Linked DNA regions of Homo sapiens: region 1 is linked to region 2. Evidence: chromatin contacts called from ENCODE Hi-C or POLR2A ChIA-PET data. All regions are on one chromosome and are shown on one strand. Each heading gives the region's core, a stretch centred on a gene start or an enhancer-like site at or near the end of the contact. The rest is flanking DNA. Distances are from core to core; before and after follow the strand shown.

Region 1 (7,138 bases), core at 3,709-6,208, 41 kb before region 2:
GAAAAGGCTGGGTACAGTGGCTCACGCCTACAATCCCAGCGCTTTGGGAGGTCAAGGTGGGCGGATCACTTGAGGTCAGGAGTTCGAGACCAGCGTGGTCAACACGGTGAATCCCCATCTCTACTACAAATACAAAAATTAGCCAGGTGTGGTGATGCACACCTCTAGACCCAGCTACTCAGGAGGCTGAGGCACAAGAATTGCTTGAACCCATGAGGCAGAGGTTGCAGTGAGCTGAGATTGCACCACTGCACTCCAGCCTGGGCGACAAAGTGAGACTCTGTTTAAAAAAAGAAAAGAAAAGAAAAGAAAAAGAACACATGAAAAAATATGATCCTCTTGACCAAGAGCAGAGTCCTGGCCAACAGCAGGTGTTGAAGAGGACCCTCTCAGTGATGCCTGGGAAGAACACTAAAAAAAGGCAAAACCCACATGGCAAAGAAATTGTTCAGTGGCTTCCAGAAGCCACAGTCTAGGCAAGAAACTGTCTTGATCTGTGCACCAGGATCATTCTCTGACAATTCCAGGTTCGCAGAAGGAAGCTCTGTACTTAACTCTGGGAAGACAATGAACTCACCTGATGTGGCAGTGCCACATAATTTTAAAAAGAAAAGGAGAAAGCCAGACAATTTTACAGGGGGAAAAAAAATCAATGAATTATCTTTAGCTTCCTCTCTGCTTTCCATTCTGTCCCACAGCCACATAGGCTTTCAGTGAGCACAGGGAGTGCACACAGTAGGCATTCAGTCAAAGTCCACCCTGGTAACAATGCAGATGAGACGCAAAATGATCTAGCTGATACTTCCACCACCTCCGTCGCCTCAGCCTGACACCCTCAGCAGAAACTAACTGCTGAGGACCCTCACCAGCCTTTCTAAAGGTTCCCTGGTTTTGTTGGTTTTGCAGGCCAACCTTTCAGAAGGAGGCAAATTAAAACAAAACAAACTTTTACAACATTCCAAAACAAGCAAAGCAAAATAAGCTCCAGGAAAGGCCCCAGGGGTCAAAGCATTCAATTTAACAAACAGAACAAATACTTGAGCTCCTTCAAAACAAGGTGTGGAAAGCAGGGAATATAAAGATCAGTGTGACATGCATGCAGCCTCAAAGGGATTAGGGTTGAGTAGGAGAAGGTTACATTTAAATTATCTATAGTGCATTTTTTGTTTGTTTGTTTGTGATGAGTCTCGCCCTGTCCCCTGTCACCCAGGCTGGAGTGCAGTGGCAATCTCAGCTCACTGCAACCTCTGCCTCATGGGTTCAAGCGATTCTCCTGCCTCAGCCTCCTGAGTAGCTGGGACTACAGGCGTGTGCCACCACACCCGGCTAACTTTTGTATTTTTAGTAGAGACAGGGTTTCACCATGTTGACCAGGCTGGTCTCGAACTCCTGACCTCAAGTGATCTGCCCGCCTCGGCCTCCCAAAGTGTTGGGATTACAGGCGTGAGCCAGCGCATCCAGCCCCTTTACTTTCCTAATCAACTTGCTATCACTTTACTCTATGGACTTCCCTAAATTATTTCTTGTGTGAGATCCAAGAATCCTCTGTTGGGGTCTGGATCTGGACCTCTTTCCGGTAACAGAACCATGCCCCCACTACAAGCCTACAACCTAGAGAAGACAGACATGGTCACAGCCAACTCTACCCTAAACCAATGAAGTAAGTGTTAAATGTGACACAAGCTGCTCAAATATGAGCTTTTCTAATAGCCTGGGGTGTCCTTCTGGCTAGGTGATCATTCATCGGCACCCAGGGAGGGTAAGAGCCTGAGGCAAAGAAGAAAAAGAGTAGAAACTAAGGAGAGGAGGAAGGAATGGATGGAAATCACAAACCTAGCACAAAGCTGTCCAACAGAAATATAACATGGCCACAGATGTAATTTAAAATGTTCTAGTAGCCAATTAGGAAGATAAATGGAAACAGGTGAAATTAATCTTAATATTTTATTTAACCCAACATATGAAAAAATATGTTGACTGATTACATCTCAACATGGAGTCAACATAAAAATTCACTAATGAGATACTTTATATTCTTTTTCTCATAGTAGTCTGTACACTTATATAAGAGGCATCTGAATGACAGCGACTCCATCTTGAATAGGGGCTGAGTAAAATGAGGCTGAGATCTACTGGGCTGCATTCCCAGGAGGTTAGGCATGGCATTCTAAATCATAGGATGAGATAGGAGGTCACAAGATACATGTCACAAAAGACCACACCAATAAAACAGGTTGGGCAGAGAAGTCGACCAAAACCCACCAAAACCAAGATGGTGACGAAAGTGACCTCCGGTGTCCTCACTGCTCATTATATGCTAATTATAATGCAGTAGCATGCTAAAAGACACTCCCCCACCATAGCCATGACAGTTCACAAATGCCACGGCTACATAGGAAGTCACCCTATATGGTCTGAAAAGGGGAGGAACCCTCAGTTCCAGGAATTCCCACCCCTTTCCTGGAAATCTAATGAATAATCCACCTCTTGTTTAGCATATAATCAAGAAATAACTATAAATACACTCAGCCGAGTAGCCCATGCCACACTGCTCTGTCTATACTGTCTATACAGCAGCCATTCTTTTATTCCTTTACTCTCTTCATAAACTTGCTTTCACTTTACTCTGTGGACTCGCCCTGAATTCTTTCTTGTGGAAGATCCAAGGACCCTCTCCTGGGGTCTGAATCTGGACCCCTTTCCGGTTACACTTATAGCACACCTCAACTCAGACTAAACACATTTCAAGTTCTCAGTCACCACATGCAGCCACCTAGTAGTGGCTATTGTAGTGGACAGCACAGTCTCAGTGAAGGAGTCCTTGGCCAGCAGTCAGGACAGGTCTGGGGATCTGAAAACAGTGGAAAAGGTTCAGAACCACACGACAGGGCATGAAATGTGAGGCTGAAGATGTGGAAAGAAGGAGGCATTTAGCACTAAGGGTCTCTTAAAGTTATTTAGAAAAGCACTATTTATGTGCTTGCTCTCAAAACCCTTTCTTATATATAAAGGTTATATTTCTACTTCTAGCCTTCAATGGTTTGTAGAAGCAAAGAGATCCAGAGAAAAAGCAAGGTCAATACAGAGAACAAAGGTGTTTAAATGTATAGTTCTGTTTGTTTTGGAATAAGGAAAACAGTAATTATTGCAAACAGATAGTTTATTACCTGTGCCAAGTACTCTTCTGGGTTCTCTCTCTACATGAAGCAGGTACTATATTTTCTCCACTTTACAGATAAGGACAATAAGGCTTAACTGAGTTGAGTGATCTGCCTCAAGCCACACATTTGTAATTGGCAGGGCTGGATTCACCAGGAACTCTGGCTTCTAAGCTGCAAGCCTGACCACTCAGTTAAGCCGGGGCCTGCTGAGGGGGGCAGGGCATCAGGAAACCTGCCAGGTTCTGTTTTGTGGCTCATTTCCCCATTTGATGTGCTCAGCCTATGGCTTTGGAGACATCCAGCTACTTCGTACAGCATATAAAAGAAAGAGTTATACCCAGTATGAACAGCCTTTTTCAAAGGGGAGGTGATTCCCCTAAAGAAAGCCTCCCAGGCAAGTTGGAATTAGAGCATTCCAGACAAATACAAAGAAGAAAAAACAAGTGATGACATCTGATATGGTCAAAAGGTTTCTTCTGAAGCCTCCTAATAACAACAGCTTGTGTTCACTGACTACAGGCCAGGCACTATCTGAGCACTTTACATATGTAACTCATTTAAGTTTCACAAAAAACCCTCTAGAAACATAACAATGCATTACACAGATGAGCCAGGGGTTGAGATACTTGCTCAATTTCACCCAGCAGGTGGGTGGCACAGTTAGGATTTGAACCCCAGAAGGCTGTATTCCCATTCCACAGCACTGGGCAGTATCAGAGGGTCTCGGAGTCAGGCTTCTCTCACACCCATAATCTGTCAAGGGAGCCACAGATGGCAGAGTCCAGTGACAAGGACAAACTGGGTACTGCCCGTAGACTCTGGGCCTCAGTTTCAATACATGAAGGCAATGAACCAGATCACCTCTGAGATCTCTTCTGACATTTGCAAATTTGTCTAAAGTTGGCGGGCCTCACTACCTCTCCAAGGTTCCTTCGCAAAAGTCCTGCAACCATTGTGGTTTTGGATACAGCACAAGGTGTGAGGGGCTAGAGATCATCCTGTCCATGCAGAAATTCCTGCATTGGGACAGATTCCTGCTGTGGACTTGTGGTGAGAGCCGGAAAACAGGCAGGAGTCCCACTACTTAAGAGATACCTGGGGCTGCTCTGGTCCATGGCTCTGCCCAGCCTTCTGGCTTCCCGATCCCGCCAAATAGTCAAGTCTAAAACAGGCTGCAGTGAGAGGGAAGTGAGATGGTTTCTCATGCCATTTGCAACCTTCCTCTCCTATGAGACAAATCTTCCTAGCAGTCAGACAGGAAGCCTATTGTCCAGTCAGGATCCCTTTTCTCATGAGAACTTCCCACTCACTGGGGGAGAGCCAGCCTGCAGTAGCTCAAGCCTTTTTCAGGGTGTGGCACCAGAGCTGGGGTGGGAGAACACAGGGAGAAACCACCCATGGCTCAGGATACCTCCTGTGGCTCTTCTCGGGCCCCCACCACTGCCTTCCTAAGAGAGGCTCAACCTAAGCCCTCCTCGGAAGATCAGCAACTGACAGGTGGGACAGGCCTCGGACCTGTCCATCTTGTTTTAGGCCTGGGCCCCTCACTTCCTCCCCCTCACAGGAGAGGGAAAATGCCAGCCAGAGGCCTCAGAGCCAACAAGCACTTTCTTTTACTGCACCCTGCCTCAAACATAAAAACTCCTGTCACCTGGAGTTTTCATGTTTGAGGCACAGCGTTCAATAAAAGAAAGTGCTTTTAGTGGCACCTAAGCCTCTAAAGTCCTTAGTCATTCAGTCAAAAGTACTGTTTCTCTCCCAGCCTAGAAACCCTGAACTGAAAGCACATGCAGTCAGCTGGAACCCCACCCATCTCCAAGGTTCCAAGGCCACCTTCCCAGGCATGGCCAGAGAGAAACAATGAGCAGCACAGGGTGGAGCTTACCAGCTTGGGCTGAGACTTCACGGCCTGGGGTTGCACACTGCTCCAACAGTTACCCACTGGGTAGTCCTGGGGAGATCTTCCTATTCCTCAGTTTCCTCATTTTTAACATGGGGATTCAAAAGGTTAATCACAACTATGCAGGTAAAGTACCTGGTAATGGGTCTGTCACATACTAAGTGTTCAATAACAGCAGCTTTATTATTCCTCCTCTGGGTTCCCATTACATCATCTTCACTCCTATTTGTAACCTATCACCATGTTGTAGTCTCTGCAGGTTTTCTCACAGGTTGGTCCTTCCTCCATTTCCCCAATAACCACCAACCCACACATCTAAGCCATAGGGCAGAGACTTGTTCTGCTCATTTTTGTATCCCTAGTACCTGACAAATAATCCAGGAGATAGTAGATGCTTAGTAGAAAACCAACGTGACTTGCAAAATTTTGTCCTTATTTCAAAACACTGTCTTGTTTTCAACTGCAATGAGCCACAATGATTTTTGATTTGAGATGAGTCAATAACAGACAACGGCAAAGAGCATCCCTCTCCAGGGTACAATTTGTATTCTCCAAATTGGTACCTAACTGTGAAAATACACTGCCTACCTAACAGGACCAGAGCCACATGGAGTAAGAGCATAGTCTTGGGGGTCAGACAGATGAATCTGGGTTTGACCCAGGGGCCTGCTCTGCAGCCTTGTCAACTGTCATAACTCCTCTGAGCCTTAGTCCTTAGCAGCCAATATCCAGCTCCACAGGTTTTTTTAGAAGACTAACAAAACTGCATACTTGAAAGGGTCTTGTATCATGCCTGGCACATTACTAGGCACTGATAAATTTTCATGTAGCAAACTAAACCCTTATCTCTGATTTTTGGAATGGGCAAAGGCTTTGGTAAAAAGAAAAAGGATTATTTCAGAAATTTCTGGATATTTGGAGAGGGGGCAGGCAGAAAACAGAGCAGGATAAGCACTTTGGGGGGTGTTGTTTGCTCTCTCCTTGTTCCAGTTCAGTAATAAGCCGGCTCCTTTTTCACTTCCCGTTCTCGACAATACAGCCCAGGCTGCTCTTGGCTGACAAATGGACTCCATATGGCCTGTTACCCTTTCACCTCCTCTTGTTCTTGCAGCTCAGGGACCCAGGGAAACAGGCTGCCAGCTGGGGCTGGGAACCCCTCCCCCTCCCACTGTTACCACTGCTACAAGGAGGGGCAGGCCAGAGGACCATTCTCCTTTATCCTGCTGCTCCAGGTACAGGGCTAGCCCACTCAGTGCCCAAAGCCACTACCACTGCTATAGGTCAGTACAGTGACCTATAGAGCAGAGCCCACAGCTGTCTCCTACCTCCACCTCCAGATGGTGGGATGACAATGGAGGTAGGGAGCCAGGCTATTCCACGTGTATTAGCAAGTGTTACTGTTTCCCTTGACAGTGGCAGTTAAAGGCTTAAGAAAAAGCAGAGAATGCTTATTTTTTCCTCATCAGCCATTGTCACTTCTTGTTCTCATCTCCTTCACCATATCACCTACCTGAGCTAAAATATGTGTTTGCTCTCCCCTCTCAGAATTCCTCATCTCCCAGAGGAGATGACTGGTCCTCTCAGGAAAGGCCCAGATGGCTGTTTACGGCAGCTCAGAAGGAAAGCTGATGAGCAGGTGATAACTGACTTAGGAGTCTGGCTTAGAGTTTAAAACAGGGTTGGACTCTTGGGTACAAAGGCCAAAATTGTGGTTTCATTTCCAATCCTACCAGCTAATGGTAACTCCTAATGCCAAGTACAGTCCCAGGCATACACAGCAGGGCCTCAAGAAACACACAATCAAATTTAAAACAAATTTAATGATCTCTGTTGCCAAAAGGATACAAGTAAGGAAGAGAATTAACATTTATCACCAGGCACTGCACTGGTACTTTAAAAGTGTTATCCTATTAAATTCTTCCACCCTAGGAAGAAGGTGGTATAAAACTTGATTTGTTCAGAAAAAACTGAGGCTCTGAAAAATTTAGTAATGGACTGAGGTCACCTGGATTCTAAGTACTAGAGTCTGCATTCAAATTCTGGCTGGCCCTTCTACAAGGAAGCTTCTTGATTTTTT
Region 2 (6,247 bases), core at 636-3,135:
GGTGGATCACAAGGTGAGGAGTTCAAGGCCAGCCTGGCCAAAACGGTGAAACCCCGTCTCTACTAGATATACAAAAATTAGCCAGGTGTGGTGGCGGGCACCTGTAATCCCAGCTACTCAGGAGGCTGAGGCAGGAGAATCGCTTGAACCCAGGAGGCGGAGGTTGTGGTGAGCCGATATTGTGCCACTGCACTCCAGCCTGGGTGACAGAATGAGACTCTGTTTCACACACACACACACACACACACCAAAAAAAAAAAAAAAAAAGAAATTGGTAACTAATGGTCGCCTTCAGGGAGGGGAACTGAGTGGTTAACGGGGAAGGAGAAAAAAAATTTTTAACTGCATATATTCCCTTTTACTATATTGAGTGTTGTACTTTGTACATGTATTATCTATTCAAACAAAATGTTAAGTTAATGTAGCAAGGCCTTCCTATAGACCACTTGTCTCCTCTCTCAACAAACTGCCATTAAAACAAATCCCAAAAACCTAATTGCTCCCTCTACCAGGAATAGAGTCATTTTAGGGGCTCAGCACAAGGGTCATCTAGAGGAATTCTTTCCTGACACTTCACACCACACCCACCTCCAACGTAGAAATGACCCCTTCTTACCCTGCTATGACTGTACCTTTAACAGGTTATTGTATCTATTTGTTTATCTGTCTCACCACACCAGGCTGAGACTTCCTTGAAGGCAGGGACAGTGAATTACTCAACTCGGAATCTTCAATAGCCAGCACAAGGCCTGGCATCTGACAGGCAGGTAGCAAAGGTCTGCCAAAATCATGAATACTGTGGGGAGGAGCCGGTATGGAAATGGAGCAGACAAGATGTACATGTATGAGTTCCTGATCAGTTTTAGGTTTTTTGTTTGTTTTTGGTTTTGCTTTGCAGGAATAGCTGGCTCCTCCCTTACTGCTTAAGCAGCTACCTGAGTCGAGGAACCAATTCCATCCTGAAGCCTAAGACGGGACAGGTGCAGAACAGACGGGGTGATGGAAATGAGGGCTTTGCAAAGAAAAGATAAATAGAAGGTAGTCAGTGGGGTGTTTATATGTAAGGCTAGGCCAAGGGTTACTGCTTCAGAAATAAAACAGAGGAAAGCTAACCCCTAAATCTCCAAAGTATTGCCCAGAATGGGAGAACCCAGCTACTGTGGAGAAAGGGCCACAGTATAAATCTAATCATTTTAAGAAATAATCTGCCTTGAATATAGAATTTAAAAAAACAAGACTTGTCCTTGGATTGTGGCTTTAGTACACCAAGCAAAAAAAAAAAAAAAAAAAAGTTTCACTAGGTATTCATTATCCCTAGAGAAATACTGAGGCTAAAACTTTGTTTAAACAAAAAGAATCCATTTCACTTCAGTATTCCTTTGGCATGTTAGTGACTACTCCTCCTAATTAAAAAAAATTATCACTGAAGAGGAACCTAGAACTAAGCATCAAGTTCAAAACTAGCACTCGGCCATCCTCACAAGGAATATCACATCTGAACTTAGAGCTGAGACAGAGGAGAGGGCCTCAATGACTCAGTCCCACCTCCGCCACCAGCCAGGGAGCTGGTCATGAAGGCTCTCTGCCTTCTGTTTCCACATCTGAAAAAGGCTCTAAGGCCACAGAATTCTTCACCGCTTCTACCCTTCTCTTGCTGTAATCCATCTCTTACCCCAATAGCCGGCTTTCCTCTTCAAAACACAGGTAAGGAGAGTCACCGTTCTGATTTTATTTCTTGGGAACTAGTGCTGCTGCCCCAACACCTGGTGGTAGCAGGAGGCCTCAGCTCGACCGTCAGCCCCAAAAGGGCAGCCTCTCCCACCTCTGTAAACCTAGAATATCAACAGCTGGGTGACTGCCCTACTGAATGTGATGTCGTGGACACTCACTTCCTGTCCGTAAGTTCCTCCAATGAGGAAGAAAACTGCCCTCAAGCCACAGCTCTGACCTTGAGGAAGTCACTTACTTCATCTCTGCCCCTGTTTCCTCATTTGTAAAATGGGGCTGTTACTTGCTTTGACTATCTCCGTAGACTCTGTTGAGGCTCAAAAGGAACAAAATATGAGGAAATGCTTTGTAAACTAGAAACACCTGGGGCTTATGTTTATTGTCTTAGCCAGAAGCCAAGACAGCAGAGGGCTGAGAAATGATGACACGCACGGTGGGCTTCTGGTAAGGGCCTGCAACACAAGCCCAAAGTTCACATGGTTTACTTGCTTGTTGTTGCCACAGATGCTTCCAAGTTAACCCAAGAGCCTGCTAATAAGTTTAAAGGTGCCCTGGAGTCACCTTCAAAAATGGCTCTGGCCTTGGGAGGCAACAGCAGCAGCAGCTAGGGCCAGCCAGGAAACAGCCAGGGCCCAGATCTCCTCAGTCCACGTGCCTGGGGCCCACCCCTGCTGAGAATGCCATAGTCCTGCTGAAGGTGCAAGGTCATCTCACACTATCAAACACTATCAAACACTTCTCCTAAAGGCAAGAGGGGTCTGATTCAGTCAAGCGTGGCTCCCAGGTGCTGCGTGGGTAAAGTCAGACTCCGTTTACATGTAATTTTTATTTTTATTTATTTATTTATTTATTTTTTCCGAGACAGAGTCTCACTCTGTTGCCCAGGCTGGAGTGCAGTGGGAGTGGCACAATCTTGGGTCACGGCAGCCTTTGCCTCCTGGCTTCAAGTGATTCTCGTGCCTCAGCCTCCTGAGTAGCTGGGACTACAGGCGCACGCCACCATGACTGGCTAATTTTTGTATTTTTAGTAGAGACAGGGTTTTGCCATGTCAATCAAGCTGGTCTCTAACTCCTGACCTCAAGTGATCTGCCTGTCTCGACCTCTACATGTAATTTTTAGAACAAATTTTTTCCTAAACCATGGCTCCTCTGTCCATTAGTTAAGAGAGGGAACTGGGATGATAAAACCAACATAAATCCTTTTCTTGCCTCAGACTAATCTAGACAGAGGATAATGGTAGTAGTGGTGAGAGTCCAGAACAACAGAGTTTATTCCTTTAATTAACTATGTTCACCAACCTTGATCCTGCCACATGATGAGAAAGGACAAAGAACAGTTCCAGAAACATGAACAGAAATTAACCCGCTAATTACATTTCAGGTTGTAATGATAACAAGTCCTAACACTTTGAAGTCCAAAGTTCCCCAGAGGGGTGTGATAAGTAAGAGAAATGACTAATACAGCCAAAGCTGCCCAGGCCCTTCCTTAACCTCTCTTTCTTCCCTGCAACATCTCCCCTCTGTACTCCTACTCACCCTGAAATGGCCAGGCTACAGTATCAAAACATATCTAAACACTTATTGGACCTTAATGCCTCCTACCCCCCAAAATTCAGTTATTTATAGATGCCTTCTATCTTCTCCCATTGTGGATCAATGGATTCTTCCAGTCCTACTAACTTCTATATCTTCCCCTTTCCTTTTTGCCACTAACACTTGAGTGCTTCGACAGCCACATATTTTACCGGACTCTGACATCCTTTCAGGCCAGAATATTAACTTATCCATTTCCTTTAATCTCCAGCTCCTACTTGAAAAGGCAAACATCAAACTCCTGTTAAAATCACACAGCCTCCAAATCACAAACATTACCCTCAGCTTTCCTCTTAAGCCACCTAAGCCATTACACAGTGTCAGAGGTTTTTTTGAATTGCTTTGATATTCCCTGCGCCCTTGTCTTCCACCCCCAGAATTGCTCACATCATCTGGGCAACACGCTTTCCCCAACTTCAGACAACAGGAAAGCCAGCAGACACACTACCACCCCACCTAAGTCTTCTCTTTAACAAGTCTCTAGCACCTAACAGCAGGATGACTGCAGCAGGGACCTGATCACAGGACAGGAGGGACAGCCTAGGTCCTAGCCACTGAAAAGCGGTTTGGCCTCAGGCAAGTCAGTGAGTCTTTCTGTCTCAGGGGTGAACCTGGATGATCCCCAAAGGACCTTTCAGCTGTAAGAAAACTGGAATGTCTTCTAGGGAATAGGAGGGGCCCAAAAGTATTTCCTCTAAAAAGTAAGTCAACACAGGCTCTGACTGGAAGGAAGCAACATTAACTCTATCCTCATTGTTCTGACTGAGCAGCACATTCCCCTACATCTTCCCAAGACGGATCCCTACCATCCATATCCCTCTGCATTGCAGCAAACCCAGGACAGTCCACTTTCCCTTTAGGGTTTAATCAATCCATCAGCACATTTGTATGGACTATCCGTACACAGTGTTCCTAAAATGCTTTCAAAAAATAACACATCTTAACAACAACAACAACAACAACAAAACCCAGCCTCTGCACACTGCAGAGATACAGGGGCCCAGGGAGAAAGGGAGAAAAGATGCAAGAGAGAAGGCAAGAGAGAACAAATAAGACCAGACAGAAAAAGAGGGGGGAGGAGGCAAAGTGCCTGTGAGCAGGAACAAAGCCTGTCGTAAGTTCCTGACCTGAAGGTAGGAAACCCCTTCTCCAAACCCAGCTTCAACATGACTGAGGGGCCAACCTTGGACAAGCACTTTGCTTCCATGCCTGTTTTCTCATCAGTAAAACAGAACACTTGAACTATGTATCTCTCAGGGAGGCCAGTATCATGGAAAAATTATGGCAGATACTATCAATTGGGTGGTCTAGGGCAATTGGGTGGTCTAGGTACAGTCGCCGTCTGTAAACTGGATAAATGATACCCACCTCATTGGGTTGCTGTGCAGTGAAATTAAGACAAACGTGAGACATGTAGGACGATGTATGAAACAGTGGGTGCTCAAATTCATGCTGGCTAAGCCCCTTCCTGTTCTAACAGGCCGTGACTGACCCCCACTAGACTCCCCAAAGGGCACTGTTTCAGCTGGTTTGGAAACACTGCCTGAGACTAGGCTCAAAACACAATGTTAGTTTAGACAAGAGAACAGCCAACAGGTTAAACAAGTGAGCCTCCCACATTCTTTCCCATCAAATTCTAAAAATTTTTTAAAGCACTTAGCACTACCTCCCCTCCAAATTAAACAGCTATTGTTTGTGACTATCCTAAAATAATATTAGTTTCTGGCAGACTAAGGGAATATACACATACACACACTCATTACCTCATTAAATAGGTGGAATTAGCCCCATTTTACAGATAAATGGAATTCAAGAGGCCTGGAAGTCTTTCCTCCTCCTGCTTCCCTAATAGGGCTCCCTGCTCTTTTGTTTTCCAAATAAAAGGTCAAGCTTAGTTCCCATCTTAGTTTGGGGAGAATTTCTCAGTTCAGCCCAAAGGCATGGAAGGCTCTTCCAAACCCTCAGCATCCCTGCCTGGACCAGGAATAGGACAGTCAATCATATCCCTCCCCGAAGGCCACTCACAGTTATTTAACTTTTGTATGCTGCATTTCCGCAGGTAATAAACTCCTGCAGAGACCACCAATTCTCTGCCCCCAAGTGCTCAACAATACTTCTCGAGTGAATGAGAAAAAAAGATAAACTCACAAGATATAATTTGTATAGAAAAATACAAAATGGCAAAATAACAGCATGTATAAAACAAGAGGGAAAAGATTATATAAATCCTGAAATTTTGGCCAGGTAGCAAAACAGATGCTTGGCAGAGGCGACTGTAATTGGTTCCTAGACCCTAGAGATATATCTCATGTGTCATCACATCTCTCTGCTTGGTTCCCATCAGGGCTGAGTGGAACAGGCTTCAATACCCAGTTGGCAAATAAAGTCCGGGAAGCCGATTTGCTAAAGCTGACTTCTTAGGGCTCTGTGTCTCCAATGACTATACTGCAATTCAGCTAATATTTACTGGCTGTCTTCTATGCAAGGCTTGGGTGATCATAGAGATGAATTGGGGCACAGTTCAATTCTTACTCTCAAGGAATTCACAACTTACGTGAGAGGAATTATGTTTATCTATATAACACTGTCAAATTGTTACTAGGGCCCCAAAGAAGGTTTTTTAAAAAGTGCTATGAGAACACAGAGGACACAGGAACAAAGACTTCTGATGGGAGTAGGGAGAAGTGAAAGAGAAAGCTTTGAGTTGGACCTTGAACCCATGCACAAATTTAGAGCTCCCAGGACAGTGTTTTGCATGCACAGTGCTACTTACAAAGAAAGATAAAGAAATGGAAGAACAACTCACCAAAAGGATGGCAGAGAGAGGAGGGAAAAAAAACTTAATTTTGTCTGCCTACAGTCACTGAATGCTGCTGTCTGGTAACAAAAAATGTCTGTCTGTCTATATACCTTCACTCAAAGAATG

The links. A loop is a pair of places that touch in the nucleus more often than their neighbours do. ChIA-PET counts read pairs that join two places held with the same protein, here RNA polymerase II (POLR2A). Pooled maps may share reads with other maps.
Region 1: a map of B cell shows a loop between it and region 2 (2.2-fold over the local background). The contact joins two enhancer-like sites. A Hi-C loop is called at or near these places in 11 of 168 maps with a recorded cell type or tissue (B cell, CD14-positive monocyte, CD4-positive, alpha-beta memory T cell and 7 more), 4 of 37 single-sample maps with no recorded cell type and 15 of 50 pooled maps. POLR2A ChIA-PET finds 5 or more read pairs at or near these places in 14 of 52 experiments (BJ, CD8-positive, alpha-beta memory T cell, GM12878 and 10 more).

What each region holds. Positions count from the first base shown.
Region 1 is chr14:69,692,371-69,699,508 of GRCh38, reverse strand. All of the region lies in intron 2 of SUSD6 (sushi domain containing 6), which reads right to left. Among named protein-coding and RNA genes, the nearest start is that of SRSF5, 71 kb to the left of the region's middle. RefSeq lists an enhancer at 4,974-5,023. Within about 2 kb of position 4,958, at least 21 of the 41 ENCODE cell types and tissues checked have a DNase peak (open chromatin) inside an H3K27ac peak, as active enhancers do; they include B cell, CD14-positive monocyte, GM12878 and 1 more, where a contact is called at or near this core.
Region 2 is chr14:69,648,792-69,655,038 of GRCh38, reverse strand. All of the region lies in intron 1 of SUSD6 (sushi domain containing 6), which reads right to left. Among named protein-coding and RNA genes, the nearest start is that of SUSD6, 40 kb to the right of the region's middle. Within about 2 kb of position 1,885, at least 19 of the 41 ENCODE cell types and tissues checked have a DNase peak (open chromatin) inside an H3K27ac peak, as active enhancers do; they include B cell, CD14-positive monocyte, GM12878 and 1 more, where a contact is called at or near this core.